2 separate regions of the Homo sapiens genome follow, and region 1 is linked to region 2. Evidence: chromatin contacts called from ENCODE Hi-C or POLR2A ChIA-PET data. All regions are on one chromosome and are shown on one strand. Each heading gives the region's core, a stretch centred on a gene start or an enhancer-like site at or near the end of the contact. The rest is flanking DNA. Distances are from core to core; before and after follow the strand shown.

Evidence for each region. A loop is a pair of places that touch in the nucleus more often than their neighbours do. ChIA-PET counts read pairs that join two places held with the same protein, here RNA polymerase II (POLR2A). Pooled maps may share reads with other maps.
Region 1: a map of CD4-positive, alpha-beta T cell shows a loop between it and region 2 (10-fold over the local background). The contact joins the promoter of RPF2 here to the promoter of PPIL6 in region 2. A Hi-C loop is called at or near these places in 2 of 168 maps with a recorded cell type or tissue (CD4-positive, alpha-beta T cell and CD4-positive, alpha-beta memory T cell) and 6 of 50 pooled maps. POLR2A ChIA-PET finds 5 or more read pairs at or near these places in 1 of 52 experiments (naive thymus-derived CD8-positive, alpha-beta T cell).

Annotation. Positions count from the first base shown.
Region 1 is chr6:110,978,433-110,984,797 of GRCh38, reverse strand. It overlaps RPF2 (ribosome production factor 2 homolog), which reads right to left and starts at 2,760. Exons shown (of 10, transcript NM_032194.3): 1 at 2,669-2,760. The coding sequence starts at 2,691.
Region 2 is chr6:109,436,301-109,443,317 of GRCh38, reverse strand. PPIL6 (peptidylprolyl isomerase like 6) reads left to right here and starts at 2,690. Exons shown (of 8, transcript NM_173672.5): 1 at 2,690-2,862. The coding sequence starts at 2,728. It overlaps SMPD2 (sphingomyelin phosphodiesterase 2), which reads right to left and starts at 2,594. Exons shown (of 10, transcript NM_003080.3): 1 at 2,147-2,594; 2 at 1,865-1,961; 3 at 1,690-1,766; 4 at 1,251-1,344; 5 at 1,019-1,108; 6 at 693-775; 7 at 434-566; 8 at 237-341; 9 at 1-51. The coding sequence starts at 2,196. RefSeq lists enhancers at 1,710-1,789, 1,950-2,019 and silencers at 2,433-2,638, 2,280-3,099.

The DNA of each region.
Region 1 (6,365 bases), core at 1,511-4,010, 1.5 Mb before region 2:
CACAATCTTGGCTCACTGCAACATCCACCTCCTGAGTTCAAGCAATTCTCCTGCCTCAGCCTCCCGAGTAGCTAGAATTACAGGCACACACCACCACGCCTGGGTAATTTTTGTATTTTTAGCAGAGACAGGGTTTCGCCATGTTGGTCAGGCTATTCTCGAACTACTGACCTCAGGTGATCCGCTCACCTCGGCTCCCAAAGTGCTGGGATTACAGGTGCGAGCCACAAGGGCCGGCCAAAATCTCACTTTTTTGGTAGATATTAGTAAAAGATATTTCCTTATTATTGTTAAATAAGTGTTTTGATAGCTTTTAAAAAAAAGCTTTCATTTTTGTATTCCCACCATTCTTTTATTACTGCTCTTTCCAATCTTTTTTTTAAGTAAAAAATAAAAGGCTCAAGTAAATACTGTTGCTGTTTTTTTTCTCTTACTCTTTCTTACTCTTCTTTTTTCTTCAAACTTTAAGTAGTCAAACTGTATCCTGTACCCTAATACAAAGAATTGAGCATCAACTGCTGATCAACCTGTGGACATTTACTAAACATAAGACTAACGACTGCTTATTTTTCTTTTAGGTTTAAGACCACAATGCCTGCCAGGAAGTATACACTGTTGCACTCCAACATCATTGCTGAGAATGCCAGTATTATTGCCAACAATGGGGAATAATAAGGCTGATGTTTACATGGAGTCACTCTATTAAGGCTTAATCTTCACCACAATCCTGAGAGTTACAATTCTTATTTATTTATTTATTTATTTTTTTGAGACAGAGTCTCGCTCTGTCGCCCAGGCTGGAGTGCAGTGGTGCGATCTCGGCTCACTGCAAGCTCCGTCTCCCAGGTTCACGCCATTCTCCTGCCTCAGCCTCCCGAGTAGCTGGGACTACAGGCGCCCGCCACGACGCCCGGCTAATTTTTTGTATTTTTAGTACAGACGAGGTTTCACCGTGTTAGCCAGGATGGTCTCGATCTCCTGACCTCGTGACCCACCCCCCCGCCTCAGCCTCCCAAAGTGCTGGGATTACAGGCGTGAGCCTCCACGCGCGAGTTACAATTCTTATCTTCACTTTACAGATGAGGCAATTGAACAGACAGGTAATGTGCCCAAGATCACACAGCAAGTAAACAGGCCAATTTTTAAAATGAGCTAGGGCTGGGAGGTGGCCCACAGCCTGTAATAAAAACACTCTAGGAGGCCAAGGTGGATGGATCACTGAGCCCAGAAGTTCGAGACCAGCCTGGGCAACAATGCAAAACCCTGTCTCTACAAAAAATACAAAAATTAGCTGTGGTGGTGTGCGCCTATAGTCCCAGCTACTCAGCAGGCTGAGGTAGGAGGACTGCTTGATCCCAGGGAGGTCGAGGCTGCAGTGAGCTGTGATGGGGCTACTGCACTCCAGCCTGGGTGACAGAGTGATACCCTGTCTCAAAAAAAAACAAATTTTTTAAAGCTAGATTTAAAAATTCGTCTAGACCAATTACCCTGTAAAATATGAAGGGAAAATAAATTCATTATTCTGACTTTATGATGTGACAGTAGGAGTGGCATGTTTTTACACACTTCTGTTCAAAAGAGGGGCTTCACCTCTGCTTCCTCTACAATGAGCACCTTGCTTTTCAGACAGTTCTCTGCCATCTACTGAAAGAATTCTTCCTCCCAAATAATTATGACCCTCCCTCGTCCAGTCCCATGGACACTTTGGGAAGAAAAAGAGACCATACATACACTTAAGTTTCCCATGTAGATTTTTAAAATACTCCTCCAGATATAATGTCACATATAAAGCTTCTGATCATTTACTGGTTGATAAAGATACAAATTATTCTATCTTTTGTATCTCATTAAACAGCAACAAATGCAAATAGCAATTAACATGTTTTATTAGCTGCCTGCTCCCAATTAACGTGTGAACTAGTCCCAATACCTAGTAAACTACTCTTTGTAGTCCAAACAGCTAGAGGCATAGCAGGTGTGCAAAATCTCTGAATGACTAAAACTGTCGTTTTGGATACATGTTAACTTAGGTAAATAGCAAGAAAATCACAGCAAGTAACAGCAGGGCTGTTTAGCCCAAATATTCTTGAACAAATTTAAAACAGGTATCATTCAAGGATAACTCAGAGGAGTGTACAAAGTTGGAAGGAAAAGAAAAAACTAATGAACATTTCTACGTGCTGCAGCAAAGGCTCTACATACATTCTCGAAACTAACCCTCACAGCTCTATGAAGTATGACTATGGTGAGCGCTATTTTACAGAATAAGCTAAGATTTAGAGATATTTAATGACCCAAAGTCACAAAGCTTTAAGTGGACGCGCCAGACTGTCACTCAGATCTGTCGGATTCCGAGGGCTGTGCTCCTAACCCCACTATACCATCTGTCTCATACTTCGGAAGTCAGACGTTTTTCAACTGGCTAGGATAAAAGCGGCCAACGCTTCAATCCCACATCCCTCCCATCCCACGGCTCCCACTTGAGAGCTTCCCCACTGTCTCCTGGCAAGCAGCTCGCGCTGAGGAGGACCCGGGCTGGTGATCGATCGGCCCCCACCCAGGTAATTAGAGGGGTAACCAGGAAGAGTGAGAGGCCGAGACAGTACCACCCTCATCACGGGACCCTTTCACCCCAACGCTCCCCGGGGCTGAGACCCAGCGCACTTACACTACTCGATCCAGAGTGTCCATCGCTACCGCTACCTGCAACTCTTAACCAGGGGGCATGCACGTGCCCTCGGCGATTACGTGCGCCGGAACAGGCGGAACCGGAAGCTGCGCGTAACGCCACTTCCGGGGACGGCCTCGTAGAGGGCGTCTAGAGGCGCTGGCGGCCATCTTGATTGGAATCGCGCCCTGTTGTCTTGGTTACGGATTTTTGCCCCGGCTCTTTCCTGGAGTTACAGGTGCGAGGTAATACTTTTAAGTAACACTGGCCGGGCGTGGTGGCTCACGCCTGTAATCCCAGGATTTTGGGAGGCCCAGGCGGGCGGATTACCTGATAACAGGAGTTCGAGACCAGCCTGGCCAACATGGCGAAACCCCGTCTCTACTAAAAATACAAAAATTAGCCGGGCGTGGTGGCGGGCGCCTCTAACCCCAGCTACTCGGGAGGCTGAGGCAGGGAGAACTGCTTGAACCCGGGAGGCGGAGGTTGCAGTGAGCGGAGATCGCGCCACTGCACTCCAGCCTGGGTGACAGAGCGAGACTTCGTCTCAAAAATAAAATAAAAATAAAATAAAATAACATAGACCCTCGCAGTTTGATGTACGCGCTAGTGTGCATACCTGGAGTCAGGTATTCAGAAACCAGATTTTATTCTTCAAGGAATCCCAGGATGCTAGAAAGGTTGATTGATTGCACGGTAGGTACTCACATAAGCACTAAAAACATTGATGTGAAAGGGGCACTATTGACAACTATGCGATCTGTGTGACAGAATTTATGACTACCACAGTTGCCTAGTACATAAAAGATGCGCAGAAAATGTACTGCTGTTCGTGATTTTTCCCCAGTTTTTAAGTTACCATATACTTCACATACCATAAAATGTACCCCTTTACAGTGTACAATTCAGTGATTTTTGGTGTATTCACAAAGATGTGCAAATATCACCACTAATTCCAGAATATTTAATCACCTCAAAAAGAACCCCCCTGACACACACACCCAGTAGCAGTCCATGCCCCACTTCCCCCTCCTGCCAGCCCTTGGCAACCAATAATCTACTTTATGTTCAATGGATTTGCCTATTCTGAACATATATAAATGGTTTCGTGCAACGTATGGCCTTTTGTGTTTGACTTCTTTCACTATCTTTTTGAGGTTCATACATGTAGCGTGGATCAGTACTTCCATTTTGTTAGGACTGAATAATATTCCTTTGTATGGATATACCACATTTTGTTTATCCATTTATCAACCTAGGTACTTTTTTTATTTTAGACATAGTCTTGCTCTGTCGCCAGGGCTGAAGTGCAGTGGTGCGATCTTGGCTTACTGCGCCGTCCACCTCCCGGGTTCAAGCAGTTCTGCCTCAGCCTCCCAAGTAGCTGGGATTACATGCACGCACCACCACACCTTGCTAACTTTTGTATTTTTTAGTAGAGACAGGGTTTCACCATGTTGGCCAGGCTGGTCTTGAACTTCTGAGCTCAGGTAATCCACCCGCCTTGGCCTCTCAAAGTGCTAGGAATACAGGCGTGAGCTACTGTACCCGGCAGCTTATGTACATTTGAATGGTTCCTATTTTTTGGCTATTATGGATTATGCTGCTTTGTGTTTTTTTGTTTTGTTTTGCTTTGCTTTGTTTTGTTTCTGAGACAGAGTCTCACTCTGTCACACAGGCTGGAGTGCAGTGATGCAATCTCAGGTTACTGCAACCTCCATCTCCTGGGTTCAAGTGATTCTAGTGCTTCAGCCTCTCGAGTAGCTGGGACCACAAGCGCGTGCCACCACACCCAGCTGCTTTGAATATTAGTGTACAAATTTTTGTGTGGACATACATTTTCAATTCTCTAGGAGAAAAATTGCTGGGTCATATGCTGACTCTTAAGTGTAACATTTTGAGGCACTGGTAAACTGTTTTCCAAAGCACCTGCACCACTTAAATTCCCATGAGCAATGTAAGAGAGTTTGGTATTAGTTTCCTATTTCTGTTGTAACAAATTATCACACATTTATTATTTTATACTTCAGGAAGTCAGAAGTCTGAAATCAGTTTTGCAGGTCTAAAATGTAGGCCGGAAGCAGTGGCTCACACCTGTACCCAGCACTTTGGAAGGCTGAGGTGGGCGGATCATGAGGTCAGGAGATCAAGACCATCCTGGCTAACACCATGAAACCCGATCTCTACTAAAAATACAAAAAATCAGCCAGGCGTGGTGGCACGCCTCTAGTCCCAGCTACTTGGGAAGCTGGGGCAAGAGAATCACTGGAACCTGGGAGGTGGAGGTTGCGGTAAGCTGAGATCGCACCACTGCACTCCAGCCTGGGCAACAGAGTAAGACTCCGTCTCTTAAGTAAATAAATAAATAAATTAAATAAATAAATAAATAAAATGAAGAAGTCAGTAGGACTACATTCCACCTGGAGGCTTCAGGGGAGAATCGGTTTCTTGGCTTTTTCCAGCTTCTGTAGACTGTCTGCATACTTTGGCATTTCTCCATCTTCAAAGATCATCAGTTGAACTTCTTCCATTGTCACATCTTTTTCTCTGATGCTCTGACACTCCTAACTCCCTCTTAATAAAACCCTTGTGATTACATGGGCATCACCTGGATAATCCATGATAATCTCAAGATCCTTAATCGTATAGCAAATTCCTTCTGGGCATATAAAGTAACATATTCACAGATACCTGGGGGTTCTCAACATCTTTGGGCTGGGAGTTGAAGGAAGCATTGTTCTATCTACCAAAGGTTCCAATTTCTCCACTCCTCACCAAAACTTAGCATTGTCCATCTGTTTTATTAAGCCATCCTAACAGATATGAGTGGTATCTCATTGTGATTTTCATTTCCTTGATGGCAAGGCAAATGATGGTGAGCATGTTTTCATGTGCTGATTGATTACCCATTTTTATATCTTCTTTGGAAAAATGCCTATCCAAATCCTTTGCCCGGTTTTTAAATTGGGTTGTCCTTTTATTGTTGAGTTCTAATATTTTCTCATGTATTCCAGATATAAGTCCCTTACCTGATACATAATTTGCAAATATTTATCCCATTTAGTAGGCGTTATCTTGTTGTTAATGTGCTTTTCAGCACAGATCTTTTGAACTTTGTTGAAGCCCAGTTTACATATTTTTTCCTTTTGTTGCCTGTGCTTTTGGTATCATATCTAAGAAGCCATTCCCTATTCCAACATCACAAAGATTTACCCTATGTCTTCTTTCAAACATTTTTAATTGCAGCTCTTATATTTAAGCCTTTGGTCCATTTTTATTTTGATATATGGTGTGAGATAGGGGTTCAACTTTATTCTTTTGTATATGGATATCCAGTTGTCCCAGCATCATTTGTTGAAAAGATTATTCTTTCTCCATTGAATTGTCTTAGCATCCTTTTGCAATATCAATCGACCATAATTGTAAGGGTTTATTTCTGGACCCACAATTCTATTTAATTGATCTGTCTGGTTTTCATTATGCTAGATCCACAGCTTTGATTACCATATAGCATTGTAGTAAGTTTTGAAACTAAGAAATGTGACTTTTATGATTTTTCTCTTTTGCAAGATTGAATTTCCATATGAATTTTAGGGTCAATTTCTCAATTTCTGCAACAAAGGCAGCTTGGATTTTTCTTTTCTTTTTTTTTATGTTATTTTATCAATTGATTTTTTTTTTTGAGATACAGTCTCCT
Region 2 (7,017 bases), core at 1,441-3,940:
GCCTGTAGTGGTTTCAAAACTCTTACAGGAGATGTAAAACCCAGAAACTGCCTAGGAAAAGTAAGGGCCAGAGAGAAGCTTATATATGAGGGCCTCTTCCCAGAGAACCAGCTCCCGGCTACCCCACTTTCCACCCATCAGTGGTCCAAGACTAGACTAGCTGAGCAAAGGATCTACACAGGTTAGTAGACAAAGAGACACAGCATATGAAAGCATGTTGAAGGGAGGAGCCTGACCTTGTAAAGCACGTAGTCAATGCGGACACCAAAGGGAAATGGCTTCAGCTCCTGCTGGCTGACGTAGCAGTTCTTGGGTACCATTGTGTTGCCTTCCTCAGAGCCCTAAGGGAATCATTGGCTCATGCTAGGATGTGGGGGAGAAGGAGGGAGAGAAGCTGGGGATATAGGTGGGGAAGTAACAGGCAAGTCCTCACCTTGAAGTCCCGAGTTTCAAGATAGGCATCATGAAGCCCTGTCCACTCCTTCAGCAGGCAGCAGCCCAGGTCTTCTGGGTGCATGTTGAGGTCTCCACACAACAGAACCACGTCTGCCTTCTTGGATGTGTGGCTGGGGGAACCAGGTTGGTGAGGCGGGAGTTCTTCCATCACCAGCTCTTCCCCATGACTGGGGCCTTGTTCACCCTCAGCCCCTGGGTCCCATCCCACTTCCCATTTCAAGCCCAGGCTCACACACTGGATGAACTGGGCCAATTCCCAAGCTTGGGCCACACGATGTGCTAGGTAGATGTCCTTCTGTCGATTGTATTCGGCATGGAGCTGAGCAAGATAGATGAGATCACAGCAGATAAGACTGAGGGTCCCAGGGGTATGTCTGAATCAAGCCTGTGTCTGTCACTTGGCATGGTGTTTGGTATACAATGGATAAGCCTTGCCCATTGCTTCCTTATAAGATCTTGCCCCCACACCTCATCCCCAGGTATGAGAGCTAGAGAAGTACCATCTCTCTGTCCCAGGACTGGGCTGCATGTCCCAGCCCTAGGCACTGCCAGCTTCACTCACATGGGTCACATAGGCGTTGAGCACCATGCCACTTAGATGGAGCACCAGCAGCCCCACAGCCTTCCCACTGAACCAGTCACCATGATGGATCTGCAGGCAGGAGGAGATAGAAACTCAGGGCACCGCCACCATCTTTCTGCCCATCCCCTGCAGCTCTCAGAGGGCTGCCTCCTCTACCTTGTATTACTGGAGGTGGGGAAGGGAGGTGGAAGAGGTCAAAGGTCTGCCTTACCATGTAGGGGTAGCCATTGAGAGTGTAGATGTGCTGGGTAAGCTCCTGGATTGGATGTTTGGAGAAGACACAGAGGCCACTGCCAATGATTCCGCTGAAAGCCAAGCCCTGCTTAATAACCAGAAAAACAGGGAGAGACACCCAGCCTTCTTCCCCTCCCTTGTCTTCCAGCTCTGATCAGCTATTTTTTTCTTTTTCTACTGCTGGGACTAGCCCTAGAACCAAGGCGACAGCCTTTGGAGGAGTATAGGGCAGCCAGAAAACAAAGCTGAAATGGGCTGAAGTCATAGGACCTTCTTGGTTCACCCTTCTCCTTCTCTCACATCCAGAGGGAGAGGAGGCTGGAGGAGACTGGAGAGTGCAGGCAGGATAGGGAAGGGCTGGCAGGGCCAAGAGCCTCCTGGGATGACAACAGGCTTCAGGCCAGTGGGCTTCTCACCTCCGGAAGTGGTGTGCAGCTGGGTAGGTAGGTGACAGCTTCTGTCTCAGGTACTGGAAGTCCTGCTCACTCCACACCTGAGGGAAGCGGTGAGGATGCCTGCTTGGTCTTTCCCCAGTGGGACGGTCTGTCCCTCCTCCCAGCCTGGGTTCCGCACCGTGCTGCACAATCTCACCTCCTCCAGCAAAGCCAGGTCGAAGCTCTCCTGGTTCAGAAAGTCTCCCAGGCGCCTCATGCGGTCGGCCCGGTGCTTGCTCAAGTACGGAATGCCCCTAAGGAAGGGAAGAGCGGGGCAGGGGAGGCGACTGCTGGGACCACCGGCGCTGGGGCCAGATGTGGACTTTGGAGGTTCGGGTTTTCCCTACACCCTGAGATCGTGGGGCGGGATAGGGGGAGGAAGGCTGCATGGGTGCGAACGGAAGGTGGCCCCCAGACCGCACTCCGCAGACGCACTCACCAGCAGTTGAGGTTGAAGATCCGCAGTCGCAGGGAGAAGTTGGGCTTCATGGTTGGGGAGCTCCAGGGGCGCTAGGCGGCTCGAACTCTCCAGCGACGGCCGCGGTGGGGACGGGGGCGGCCGGCGGCGCCTTCTCCCCAGACCGTTCCTTCTTCGCAGGCGGCGCGCACAGGTGGGCACCAAGCCCGCGTGGCTCAGGTCGGGCCCGACTCCCGCGTTCCCCCGGCAACCGGCCGGCTGTTCCCAATCAGGCGGGCCGCCAACCCGGAAAGGCGATCCGCTGCCGAAATCCGGGCGCCCAGGCTCGGTAAGGGCCGCGCGCTAGGACCCTGGGGGTCCGGAGAGCGCCCCCGGGTGGGCGGCTCCCGGTTCCTTTTCCTCCAAGCTCGTCCCCGGCGGTCGCGGCCGCCCGCGCGCCGGCGGCCCAGCAACAGGCGCAAAGTTGAGGAAAGGCCCAGCCGCCACGGGCCGCCCTCGACCCGCCCCTGGGCCCCGCCTCCTGCGAGCGGCGGAGGCGGGGCCGCGCGGTTGCCGGAGCGACGCGCAGTGTTTGGGGTCACCGGGCGTCCCCGGGCGCGGCCATGGCAAGGCCGCAGCCGTGCGGGCCCCCGCACGCTAGGTGCGGCTCGCCGTCGCTGCCGGAGCGGCCGCTGCAGGTGAAGGTGGTGGGGCTCTTCAGCTGCCCCAACTTTCAGATTGCGAAGAGCGCCGCTGAGGTAACCACAGAGAAACCTCCGTCGTGGGCGGCCCTCCCCGCTACCCGCTCTCGGCCGCGTGGACTGCAGGCGCCGCGCCTCCTCGAGGCGGCGGGGGTCGAGGCCCCACCGGCCGAGGAAGGGGCTGGCGTGTCCTGGCCGGGCGGGCTCCGTCTGGAGGACCGGGAGGAGAGTATAGGGGGGCAAGTGCGGGTCCGGGGGCGGGCGTTCCACTTGGCGACTTTTAAAGGGAGAACTGAGCGAAGGAAGGGTTCAGAACCGCGCTGGGAGATAAGGTAATCCCCTCCGAGACACACACACACACACCCGCAGATTTTGTTCTACGTCAATTTTTTCTTTAATTAGAGATATTTAAATTTATGGAAAAATGATTACTATATAACTAGCTAATTTTTACAACCCCGCCACCTCGGCCCAAGCGATTTTTGTTAACTATTCATGCGGGGAGATTCTTTTCTTTGAATTTTATAGAGCCGTCACTGCGTTCCAATCGAACTAGATGCTTCACAAGTGCTTTGGAAAATCATTTCTTTGTAAACACTCAGAACGATACTAAAGGAAAAGCACTTGAGGAAACTGGAAGAATTTGGCCAGATCAGTCATGCTGCAGCACACTTACAACCTGAAATGCAGGAGAAATGTATGAAATGTCGGCATGTAGAATTCAGCCCTTCTTACAGGGTTTGCTCCAGAAATGCTGTCCATGGCAAACTTCTCGCCGAAGCTCACTTGACTCCAGGACCATGCCTTAATTAATGTTTTTAACTCCCGAAGTACCCAGCTGGATACTTGACAACAAAATGTTCCCAAATAGAAGATATCTTGGCGCGGTGACTCACGCCTATAATCTCAGCACTTTGGGAGGCAGAGGCGGAGTTCTAGACCAGCCTGGCCAACATGGTGAAACCCCGTTTCTACTAAAAATACAAAAAATTAGCCGGGCGTGGTGGCGGTCTCTGTAATCCCAGCTACTCAGGAGGCTGAGGCACAAGAATCGCTTGAACCCGGGAGGCGGAGTTTGCAGAGAGCTGAGATCGCGCCATTGCCCTCCAGCCTGGGCGACAGAGCCAGACCCCGTCTCAAAATAAATAAATAATAAAAAGAAAACAAGTGATCAGAAGTCTGTGAAAATAATACATGAATCATCAAAAGTAGAAATTGTGGTCTGTGTTGCTTGGGCAGACGGGATCAGCAACCTTTTATTACCAAAGTTAATGGCCATGAAGTTAATTACAAAGTTAATGTATTAATGAGTTTCAGAGATTTTTTTTCTCTTTTTTTTCGCTCTTTTTCTGAAGGCACATATTTTCTGTGCCGACTCCACATTGTAAAGAAAGTGTTGACAAGTTTTTTTCTGTAAAGTCCAGATAGTAAATATGTTAGGCCTTCTTGGCAATAGGGTCTCAGTCACACCTGTTTAGCTTTTTCCTGTGTTGCAAAAGCAGACACAGAGATGGAAATGAATGACAGTATTCCAGTAAAACCATATTATGGACACGAAATTTGACTTGCGTATAATTTTCACATAACGTGAAATACAATTCTTTTGATTTTTTAGAATTGTTTACAGGCCGAGCGCGGTGGCTCTTGCCTATAATCCCAGCACTTTGGGAGGCTGAGGCGGGCAGATCACGAAATCGGGAGTTCAAGACCAGCCTGGCCAACATGGTGAAACCCCATCTCTACTAAAAATACAAAAATTATCCAGGCATGGTGGCGGGCGCCTGTAATCCCAGCTACTCGGGAAGCTGAGGCTGGAGAATCGCTTGAACCCGGGAGGTGGAGGTTTCGGTGAGCTGAGATCGTGCCACTGTGCTCCAGCCTGGGCAACAAGAGTGAGACTCTGTCTTAAAAAAAAAAACAAAAAACTGTTTACAAATCTAAAAATTATTCCTCTCCAACCCCTGATGTAGAAGACAGTAGGTCGAGAAAACAATATCTTTATTGTATTAATAATGTCAATTTTCCCTTTCTTAAACTTTTACCTACTGTAGTTATATTCAAATATGAAAATTCAGCTAGTTTTTTTTTTCTTTTTTTGGAAGAGATGGGGGTCTCACTGTGTTGCCTAGGCTGGTCTTGAACTCCTGGGCTCAAGCAATCCTCCTCGACCTCCCGAAGTGCTGGGATTATAGGCATGGGCCACGGTGATGCCCAGCCTCTAGTTCTGTCTTAATAAAGGATATCTGAATGTATTCCTAACATGATAATTTGTGAGCGATCCCAGATGCCTGATTAACTGACAAAGATTTAGATTTGTGTTGAATGTTCCCAACACAAAGAAATAATAAATGTTTGAGATGATGGATATGCTAATGATAAGTATACATTATATGTATTGAGACATCACTACCCCATAAATATGTGCAATTATTATATGTCAATTGAAAAATAAAAAACAAAATGTAAAAACCAAACACACAAAAGATTGAAATTTGTAGAGAATAGGAACAAATATTGCATACATTTTCATTTGGATATAGTCCGTTCTACAACAAATACTAAATTACTAAAAAGACATGTGTTTCATTTGAAAACTGCTGGATTTATAGTTTATTCCAGATGGTTAGAAATAGCAGTCAACCGGGCCAGGTGCGGTGGCTCACGCCTGTAATCCCAGCACTTCGGGAGGCTGAGGCAGGCAGATCGCCTAAGGTCAGGAGTTCAAGACCAGCCTGGCCAAGACCAGCCTGGCCAACATGGTGAAACCTCGTCTCTGCTAAAAATGCAAAAATTAGCTGGGCGTGGTGGCGGGTGCCTGTAATCCCAGCTACTTGGGAGGCTGAGGTAGGAGAATTGCTTGAACCCAGGAGACGGAGGTTGCAGTGAGCTGAGGTCACACCGCTGCACTCCATCCTGGGCAACAGAGCGAGACTCCGTCTCAAAAAAAAAAAAAAAAAAAAAAAAGAAAAGAAATAGTAGTCAACCTGCAGTATTGCCTCAAACTGAGCACAGACACTGGAACTGAGAAACAAGATGCGTCAGCTATTGCTTGGGGACAGAAGGAAATGGCCTAATTATTGTTGCCCTCTTCATGAGTATTCCCAAAGTAGGCCACACTCACATCCTGGTTTTCTCCCCTTGGAATACTCACCCCTGATGACCTGTGCTAGGCCAGCACCCTCTTTTGGACCATGACAGGACCTCCAAGCACTGTCCCTAGCAGGGAAGTGCCACCTGCAGCAGCTGTCACTTTTCCCTTTGGTCCATCTACTTCCCAAACCCACTCAGAAAAGAGGCCTGTTACTGCTTCACCTGTGTTCTCTTGCTTTAGAGGGAGACAAAGTATAACGAATATCAAGAACCAAGCCTGGATTGCTAACCAATAAGAATTTTCTCTGATTCCTGCAGACAATCTATGTCAAACTAGAACATATTCCGTATCTAAACCTAAACTGATTTCGTACTTCTCTTTTTCCTAAGGGGTATAACCACAACGTTATTATCTTTTTGGTCATCCCCCATTCATCAGTGAATTAAAGCAAGAACATTTATTTATTTATTTTAGTTATAAGTAAAGTATCTGTAGATCCACCGAGGTTTAGCAAGAGTTGTACTTAGGGAAAAACTAGTCTTAAAGAACATAGCATATCACAAAGCTATTGGCGTTAACCCATTTATGTATTCCTCTCTTTATTCAGCTGCTGTGTGCCAGAGATTGTGGCAGGTGGGAATATAGGAATACTAAGACAGAGTTTTTTTTGTTTTGTTTTGTTTTTTTGTTTTTTGTTTTTTGAAATAGAGTCCCACTCTGTCACCCAGGCTGGAGTGCAGTGGCGTGATCTCTGCTCACTGCAACCTCTGCCTCCCAGGTTCAAGTGATTCTCTTGCCTCAGCCTCCCAAGTAGCTGGGATTACAGGCACACACCCACCATGCCTGGCTAATTTTTTTGTATTTTTAGTAGAGACACGTTTTTGCCATGTTGGCCAGGCTGGTCTCAATCTCCTGACCTCAGGTGATCTGCCCACCTCAGCCTCCCAAAGTGCTGAGATTACAGGTGTGAGCCACTGCGCCCAGCCTCTAAGACATAGTTCTTGGCTTCGAGGCACTTATACAAATAAGCTCCCTGGACTGGGGAGCAACTTGGAGGTGAACACAAGGGCCTCTGACAGCGAGCAAGGAATATCTCAGTCGGACTGCATGGCCTGGGCTTG